Regions from separate parts of the Homo sapiens genome. Here all the other regions are linked to region 3. Evidence: chromatin contacts called from ENCODE Hi-C or POLR2A ChIA-PET data. All regions are on one chromosome and are shown on one strand. Each heading gives the region's core, a stretch centred on a gene start or an enhancer-like site at or near the end of the contact. The rest is flanking DNA. Distances are from core to core; before and after follow the strand shown. Region 1 holds the start of NDUFAB1 (NADH:ubiquinone oxidoreductase subunit AB1). Region 2 holds the start of GGA2 (golgi associated, gamma adaptin ear containing, ARF binding protein 2). Region 3 holds the start of METTL9 (methyltransferase 9, His-X-His N1(pi)-histidine).

Region 1 (2,700 bases), core at 13-2,512, 2.0 Mb after region 3:
CAACCTGGCCAATATGATGAAACCCCGTCTCCACTAAAAATACAAAACTTAGCCGGGCATGGTGGCGGGCGCCTGTAGTCCCAAATACTCGGGGGGGCTGAGGGAGGAGAATTGCTTGAACCTGAGAGGCGGAGGTTGCCGTTAGCCGGAGGTTGCAGTGAGCTGAGATCACGCCACTGCATTACAGCCTGGGTGACAGAGCGAGACTCTGTCTCAAAAACAACAACAACAACACCGAAATCACTGCCTCCCGGCGTTTCAGCCTCACGCAGATTTCATCAGCTCAAGCTATATACTACAGGTACAGTCGTTCCTTGGTATTTGCGCAGATTGGTTCCAGGACCCCCGACTATACCCAAATCCCCGCACACTCACGTCCCGCAGTCAGCCTTGCAGAATCCGCTTATAGGAAGAGCCTGCCCTCCTTATACGCGGGGCGGCACATCCCGTAAATACTGGTCGCGTTTGGTTGAAAAAAAATCCGCATATAAGTGGACCCGCGCAATTCAAATCCTTATTGGTCAAAGGTCACTTGGCTTGTTTCCTAGAATTACTTCCAGGAGTCCTGGACACAGGCAGAAGGTGCTGCAGGGAAGAGTAAGGACAGAACTGCAGAGAGAAAACCGCTCTGGAGAAGGCTGTAGGCCAGTGTGGCTGCCTCTTTGCATGCTGCTTTCACTACAATACGGTGACCGCTATTTTGAGACCGTACGAGGTGCTCTAGCCGCATTAACTCATCTAATCCTCATTGCTACTCCGCAAGGTAGAGACCAGGATCCCAATTTTGCAGGTGAGTGTGAGCCAGGCTAGGAGACTTGTCCAAAGTTTCGGTAAGCGGCAGCCCAGCAGTGCTGGACTCGAGTCAGTGCTCTTGCTCGTTATTACGAGGTCACCCGGCCTCCCGTCAGGGGTCAACTAAACACCTTTAGGCAGCGGGGCTGCGGAGCGAGCCGGCTGCCCCCCGGGTCACCCCTGCCTGCAGCTGGCGCGCCCCGGATGCCCGGCCCCCACCCCCACCGGGCCCAATCCCTGACCCTTGCCAAGCGGCAGCAAAGTCACCACGAGTCACCTGCGCGAGCACTAAGGCCGGCTGCAAAGTCCCGAGCCTCGTCTGGGTCCCCGCGGAGCAGAGAGCGGTGCTGAGAGGCCGGGCCACGGCCAGCATCCGGACCCGGGGCAGCGGCGCAAAGGCCGCGGGCAGGCGGCTGACATAGGCTGAAAGGACACGAGACGCCATGGCTACGCCAACCCAGGATGCACTGCGCCGCCGCCTCCGGACCAGGGTTCCTTTCCGGCGGCGCGCAGGCGACGCACACGGCAGCGCTGTCGGGCACCGCCGGCGGTGGCGGCCCCTGGCGGCTCCTGGAGGCACTGCGCCCTCGGAGCCCATCCAGGTTCGGGGACGAACAACTGCTTGGTGTCACAACTAAACTGTGCAGACGTCGCCGTCTTTCCCTAAACGACACGGCACGAGAAACCTACTTTCATTTTTTATCTGAAAGTTCTGAAATACATCTGTTTAAACGTTTGGGGCCGGGTGCGGTGGCTGACGCCTTTAATCCTAGCACTTTGGGAGGCCAAGGTGGCAGGACTGTTTGAGCTCAGGAGTTCAAGACCAACCTGGCCAACACGGCAAGACTCCGTCTCTATTACAAAAAAGATTAAAAGAAAAAAAGGACAAAGTTTTGATTCCACAATTCTTCCACAAGTATTAACATTTATTGAATAGGTAAAAAAATATATATAATAATGTGAAAAAATAATCAATTTCAATACCTAAGACTAATAAATGTGAGAATTACGATTAAAACAATATACATGTTTTAAAACTTGACAGTGTATAATATAGCTGTCAGGTCCACGACTATGCCAACTGTCATGCCCACAGCCAGGTTCCAGCCCATATCGAGGTCTGAGGGGAGTGGGTGGATGAACAGATAGCTGAAAGAACACTCAGGGGACGGTAGGCAGGTGAAAGATGATTTTATTCAGCAGCAGCTCTCATCAGCAGCTTACTTACACTAGTTCTCTCACACTGTCTGCCTTGTCTCAGCTGCTTAGTCCCATGGCTCCCCCACACAACTGCGAGGCTGGCTCTCCCTTGCCTTCAGGGTCAGCAGCTTAACTCTCTCTCAGCTGTGATCTGGCTCCCCCTGTCTGTCTGCAAAGACTGACAGCTCTGGCTCTCTCTTTCTCTGGGCACGAACGCCTGTACAGTATCAGCAGGGCAATTATACCTTTTACAGAAAATAGTGGCTTAGAGCCAAGTGATGACCTTCCCATGTTATGCCTACATGGCTGTGATAACAAGTGGAGTTATACGCCTCTGTCTAAACTTGCTGAGTCACGCAGGATGTAAACATCTTACCTTGGCCTATCCTTGACCAAAGCACAGCCATGTTCCTTACAATAGCTAACAAAAATAGGTAAGCGAGGGAGGAGTTTAAGAAGGCTAATTCCTATTTCTAAGCAGGGAGCTAAAGGATATTGACTGAAATGGAAACACACGGGATAATGACTCCAAATTCTGAAATCTGCCTGAATGAATGATCCAATAATGTCACCAGTTTTACCTCAATTTCTTTTTATTTTTGTTAAATCCAAGTAAAATAAAATGTAATGGTATGCTGCCAGGCGCGGTGGCTCATACCTGTAATCCCAGCACTTTGGGAGGCCAAGGTGGGTGGATCACGAGGTCAA
Region 2 (2,700 bases), core at 128-2,627, 1.9 Mb after region 3:
CTTTAACAGGCTTCCTTGATCAGATTCTCCGGCTGAAAACTCCCAAACAGCAACCCCGCCCTCGGATAAAACATAAACTCCTTTCTGCAGCACACAAGGCTCTTGAAGATCTCGCCCCAATTAGCCGTGCAGCCCCTTTCCCGGATTCCTGAGCTTTAGGCTTGCACTCCAGCGGACTGACCTACTTGTTCCCGGAGTGCTCCACATTCTCTTGTCCCCAGCTTTTGCACACGCAGTTTCTTCTGCCTGGAATGCGGTCGGCTGTGACGACCCCCAGGTAAACCAACTCCTACCACCACAGGTGAAACGAACGCCCTCCTCCTCCTCGCCAATCCCGTTAGTAAGGTGATGTGACTGCCGGCTTGTACCCACTAAAAAATGTTTTGGTGAGCAAGGACCCTGTGTTATGCATCTCAGTGTTCCTGGCACCTAGCAGAGCTGGGTACAAGGGGAATATTCTTTATCCCCTTTGAACCTCAATCCCTCATTGGTAAAACGGAGATAATAATAACCCCTAAGATGACTGTGAAGCTTACAGGAGACATGCAGAAGAATTCTGGCCAAAGGGTTTGAGCCCAACCAGGGTAACATAATGAGACCCCGTCTCTTAAAGGAAAAAAAAAACACACATATATATATATACGCACACACACACACACGTGTGTGTGTGTTTAAAAAAAAAAGTCTGGCCAAAGTAAACACAAAAGGTAAAAAATTTCTTTTTGACGCGGTAGCCAGATAGAGATCTTTCTCAGCCCCAAACAGACTGCATGTCTTGCACGACTGCGTCTCCTTAAGCCTCAAGGTCCCCGCTTCCGTAGTGGGGTTAATAATAGAAGCCAGCTCGGGGTGGGAATGAGGATTAAGCAGGACTAAGCCGCTGTGAGCACAGTGCCTGGCGCAGGGGAAAGCGCAGGTCACGTAGCCATTGGGGTGGGGGTCGGGGTCCTGTGCTGCTGCTAAGTTGGGGGGTGGGCGGAGGGGGAGGGGCAGAGCTCAGAAGGGGGCCGCTGCCCCGGCGGATGCTTGGGGCTCCTCTCGGGGGACCCCTGGGCGATCTTCCCCACCGCGCCGGGCCCAGGCCCCCTACCCGGCCGCCGGCCTCCCCTGCGGCCGCCCGCCCCGAAGCAAGGCCCCGGGAGGCGGGAAGCGAGGCCTCACGTGCGGCGCAGCGGCTGCGCCGAAGGCCTGCCAGGCTACTCACTGAGCCACAGCTCCAGCGACGCTGCCGGGCCCGGGGGACCCTGGGCCGACTCGGTTCCCGCCACAGCCGCCGCCACCGCGGTCGCCGCCATCGCTCCAGCCCCGACGCTGCGGCCGCGGGCGCCACTGCCTCTTCAGCCGCTGTAGCGTCCTGGCGCTCTCCTCTGCTGACTGCGCGGCAGGAGCGGTGGACACGTGACGGGGCGGGGCCGCTGGCGCCACGCCCACCCCAGGCCCCCCCTCCACGCGGGACCGGCCGGAACATTTCTTAGTCCAGATCCCTCCACCCAGCGCTGGTCTTCTAAGACCACTCACCGTACGGTTGCCAGATAAAATACAAGACGCCCAGTTAAATTTGATTTTCAGAAGAACACGAATAATTCTTTTAGCATTTTTATTTTTTAAGAGACGGGGTCTTGCTCTGTCACTCAGGCTGGAGTCCAATGGCGCGATCACGGCTCACTGCAGCCTCCACCTCCTAGGCTCAAGCGATCCTCCCGCTTCAGTCTCCGGAGGAGCTGGGACTAGGGGAGGGCACCACCACGCCTGGCGTGTGTGTGTGTGTGTGTTAGAGACTGGGTTTCACCGTGTGTGTGTGTGTGTGTGTGTGTGTGTGTGTGTGTGTGTGTTAGAGACTGGGTTTCACCATGTTGCCCGGGTGGTCTCGAACTCCTGGTGTTAGAGACTGGGTTTCACCGTGTGTGTGTGTGTGTGTGTGTGTGTGTGTGTGTTAGAGACTGGGTTTCACCATGTTGCCCGGGTGGTCTCGAACTCCTGGGCTACAAGATCCTCTTACCTCGACTTCCCAAAGTGCTTGCATTTATTTTTTATTTTTCTTTTTTTCTTTTTTTGAGACGGAGTCTCACTCTGTCGCCTAGGCTGGAGTGCAGGGGTGCCATCTCGGCTCACTGCAACCTCCACTTCCTGGGTTCAAGCGATTCTCCTGCCTCAGCGTCCCGAGTAGCTGGGACTACAGGTGCATGCCACCACACCCAGCTATTTTTTTTTTTTTTGTATTTTTAGTAGAAACGAGGGTTCACTATGTTGGCCAGGCTGGTCTCGAACTCCTGACCTCGTGATCTGCCCGCTTCGCCCTCCCAAAGTGCTGGGATTACAGGGGTGAGCCACCACGCCCGGCCTATGTGCTTGCATTTTTATTCACAGAAGGGTTTTCCTGGAACACTTTTTTTTTTTTTCAGATGGAGTCTCGCTCTGTCGCCCAGGCTGGAGTGCAGTGGTGCTATCTCGGCTCATTGCAACCTCCACCTCCCTGGTTTCCTGGAACACTTCTAAACTAACATGTCCTGCATTCCTCAATACTCTGCTTTATTTTCTGCATCACACAGTACACCATCGATGTATTATTTACTTGCTTATTCTGTTAAAAGATAATTTTCCCAAAAAAGTATGTCATGATTATCATAATTATGAAATGAATACGTGTTAAATATTTTATTTAATTACATGAGGGAACCAAGCAGATGTTATAATCAATCC
Region 3 (2,700 bases), core at 35-2,534:
GAGCCGAGATCGAGCCACTGCACTCCAGCCTGGAGACAGAGCGAGACTCCACTCCGTTTCAAAAAAAAAAAAAAAAAAAAGCTGTTGGGTAAGGAATGATTTTGTTCCCCATCTGTGGCTCACCACCCCACTGTTTCATAAATGAAAATCTCTGATGTGCAACGCTGAATTAACCAAAAGGCTTACTTCTTTTGTTTTGAACTTAGACACATTTACATTATTTCTGGTGCAGTTAAATTAAAAGCACTTTCCAAACAAACCTAGGAAAGTATTAAAGTTAGGGACTCCCACGAAATGTTACTCCTTAATTGTGGCTTGGATAATAGCAGGAAGAACTGCAGACAGGAACACAGTGTAACTAACCCTTCAGTTCTGAAATGTTGCTAGGTCTCCTCGTGTTATAAATGATCAAATAAATATCCGGGTTAAACACTGCTCCCAGAGCTGAGTTCACTCTTAAGAGTGTTGGGTCCAACTTCCCTGTGCTAATTCAAGGAAACAAGGCAGCCAAGGAGTCTAACTTGAGGTCTTCATTCTTGGGCAGGGCCATCAATACATCTAAAACATTACTTGTGGGTACCCCAGCTGCGGTAGCTTCCCCAAAAGGCAGAATTTTCACTCATTCTTTATAGAAACACGTAGCCAGCAACTTCTCAGGCTTGGGGAACGGGGCAGGCGGGTCGTGGTGGTGGGGAGAGTAGAGGAGGGAGTCTGGCAGGTCGGTTCTAAATGTAAACTGGAAACTACGCATCCGAGCGGGCAACCATCACTGGCACCATTCGTCTCCGGGAAGAACCTGTGTGTGTCAGGATGCACGAAAGGAATGACTCCCCTCTTTGCGCCCCCGGGGTTAACTGCACGACCCTGTCAAAGTCCCGCCGTGGAGTGGGATGAGGGTCGAGAGGTAACCCTGTCAAAGTCCCGCCGTGGAGTGGGATGAGGCGAGGAAAGACTGGAGGTCCTTCCAGCACCACCTTGGAGGGGCAGGGAGGCTGCAGTTACCGCCTTCGGAAGTGATCTCCTCAGCCCTCAAAAAAATTAAAACCACCTCCGCCATTTACTAGAGGCCAAGGCAGGGCCGGGACACGAGAACGCGCTCCGGGCGGATGCGCGCTCCCTTTGTCCCGCCTCCCAGCGGCCCGCTCATTGGACGGAGGGAGGGCGCCGGGGGAGAAAGCGACGCGGCCGCTCGTAAGTGCTCCGGATGGAAACTGGTGCAGGGGGCAGCGGCGTTCCGCGGCCGGAAGGGAAGGGGGAGGTGCCGAGGCTGCGCGCCGGCTGCTCCTCCCCACCCCCAGCCTTTGCCCTGAAGGGGGCTGGATGGGCAAGGCGGCCGCGATGGCTCGAGCTCGGGCGGTGGCGGCGGTGGCCGGAGGCGGCGGTGCCTCCTCCTCCTCGCCCCGGCGCCGGCGGTGATCCGAGCGAGCGGCCGCGGCCCCCGATGAGACTGCTGGCGGGCTGGCTGTGCCTGAGCCTGGCGTCCGTGTGGCTGGCGCGGAGGATGTGGACGCTGCGGAGCCCGCTCACCCGCTCCCTGTACGTGAACATGACTAGCGGCCCGGGTGGGCCGGCGGCGGCCGCGGGCGGCAGGAAGGAGAACCACCAGGTACGGGCTGGGGCCGGGGCCGGGGCGGGGGCGTGGCGGCCCGGCCTTCCCGCGCTGGGCCCGGCTATTGTGCGGGACGGCTCCGCGAGGGGGCGGCCCGGCCCTCGCCCCTCCGCCTCGGCCCCTTGGAAAGTTTTCCCCGCGCCTTCCCCGCCGGGCGTCGACTCCGCGAGCCCCGGGCACCCGGCCGCGGCCCCGCGAGCGCCTTTTGTTCCGCAGCGCAGGCGGGGCATGGCCTCCCGGGCCCGATCGTGAGCGGCCCGGAGCCCCGCATTGTTCCTGGGTCCCGGGCGGTGACTGCGGACGCCCGGCAGCGGGACTGGGGAACTTTGGGGCCAGAGCGTGGCTGGGGGCGCCCGCCTGGCACCGAGGCCTGAGACTGAAGAGACCCGGCCAGATCCATTACCCCGAGAAACAAAACGAAAAGCCAGCCCCTCTTGTTGTCTCGTTGAATCCCAGAACGTACAAAGGGTCGTGAAGAAATGTAACTGTACATCGCAAGCCATTGAACTCTCCAGGCTGATTGGGGTGACATTTCTCCCTAAGCACTTAAAAAATGGGTTTGACAGGTTGTCGCTCCCATCCTACGGAACCTTCCCCTCCTACCTAGCAGAGATCTCCTTTAAACTTGGATTTAGTCAGCCTGCTAGAAAGATTGTGTGTGATGAGGAGGAAGATTATGCAAGTTTTACAGGAAGGGTTTTTAAAACAGAACGGGACGGGAGGGAGTTTTAGTTATGCATCGTGAGCGTTACGCTGTGACCGGGTAGGTAGGCTTTTCATTAGCTCAGTCTTGCGCCACTTAAACGTGTACAGGTTAACTGTAGAATTAAGTGAGATATTTCGTATATGACCTTAACATAGTTTGCAGTTAATGTTAAATTCATTGAAAAGAGGCTTTTGAACTCTGCCAGAGTGTTGGCTTGTCATAGCTAGCATTTATAATACATTTTGCTTTTCCATAGAGTATTAATTATTCCCTATATCATCTTGTGTCTCATCATTTTCATATATTTCTCATTTTCCTACATTACTTTTTTATTATGCCAGGTGTTCAGAGAATTTACACCCAGGTTGATTTCATGTGTTTTAAT

Evidence for each region. A loop is a pair of places that touch in the nucleus more often than their neighbours do. ChIA-PET counts read pairs that join two places held with the same protein, here RNA polymerase II (POLR2A). Pooled maps may share reads with other maps.
Region 1: a loop to region 3 is called in a pooled map, with 16 times the contacts of the local background. The contact joins the promoter of NDUFAB1 here to the promoter of METTL9 in region 3. A Hi-C loop is called at or near these places in 8 of 50 pooled maps.
Region 2: a loop to region 3 is called in a pooled map, with 9 times the contacts of the local background. The contact joins the promoter of GGA2 here to the promoter of METTL9 in region 3. A Hi-C loop is called at or near these places in 6 of 50 pooled maps. POLR2A ChIA-PET finds 5 or more read pairs at or near these places in 2 of 52 experiments (HEK293 and activated naive CD8-positive, alpha-beta T cell).

What each region holds. Positions count from the first base shown.
Region 1 is chr16:23,595,054-23,597,753 of GRCh38, forward strand. NDUFAB1 (NADH:ubiquinone oxidoreductase subunit AB1) reads right to left here and starts at 1,263. Exons shown (of 5, transcript NM_005003.3): 1 at 1,070-1,263. The coding sequence starts at 1,237. RefSeq lists a silencer at 921-1,010.
Region 2 is chr16:23,509,117-23,511,816 of GRCh38, forward strand. It overlaps GGA2 (golgi associated, gamma adaptin ear containing, ARF binding protein 2), which reads right to left and starts at 1,378. Exons shown (of 17, transcript NM_015044.4): 1 at 1,205-1,378. The coding sequence starts at 1,295. RefSeq lists silencers at 1,065-1,234, 1,305-1,534, 1,605-1,654.
Region 3 is chr16:21,598,293-21,600,992 of GRCh38, forward strand. It overlaps METTL9 (methyltransferase 9, His-X-His N1(pi)-histidine), which reads left to right and starts at 1,285. Exons shown (of 5, transcript NM_016025.5): 1 at 1,285-1,606. The coding sequence starts at 1,442. LOC101927814 (a long non-coding RNA gene) reads right to left here and starts at 1,093. Exons shown (of 3, transcript NR_110930.1): 1 at 364-1,093. RefSeq lists a silencer at 1,272-1,891 and an enhancer at 2,000-2,564.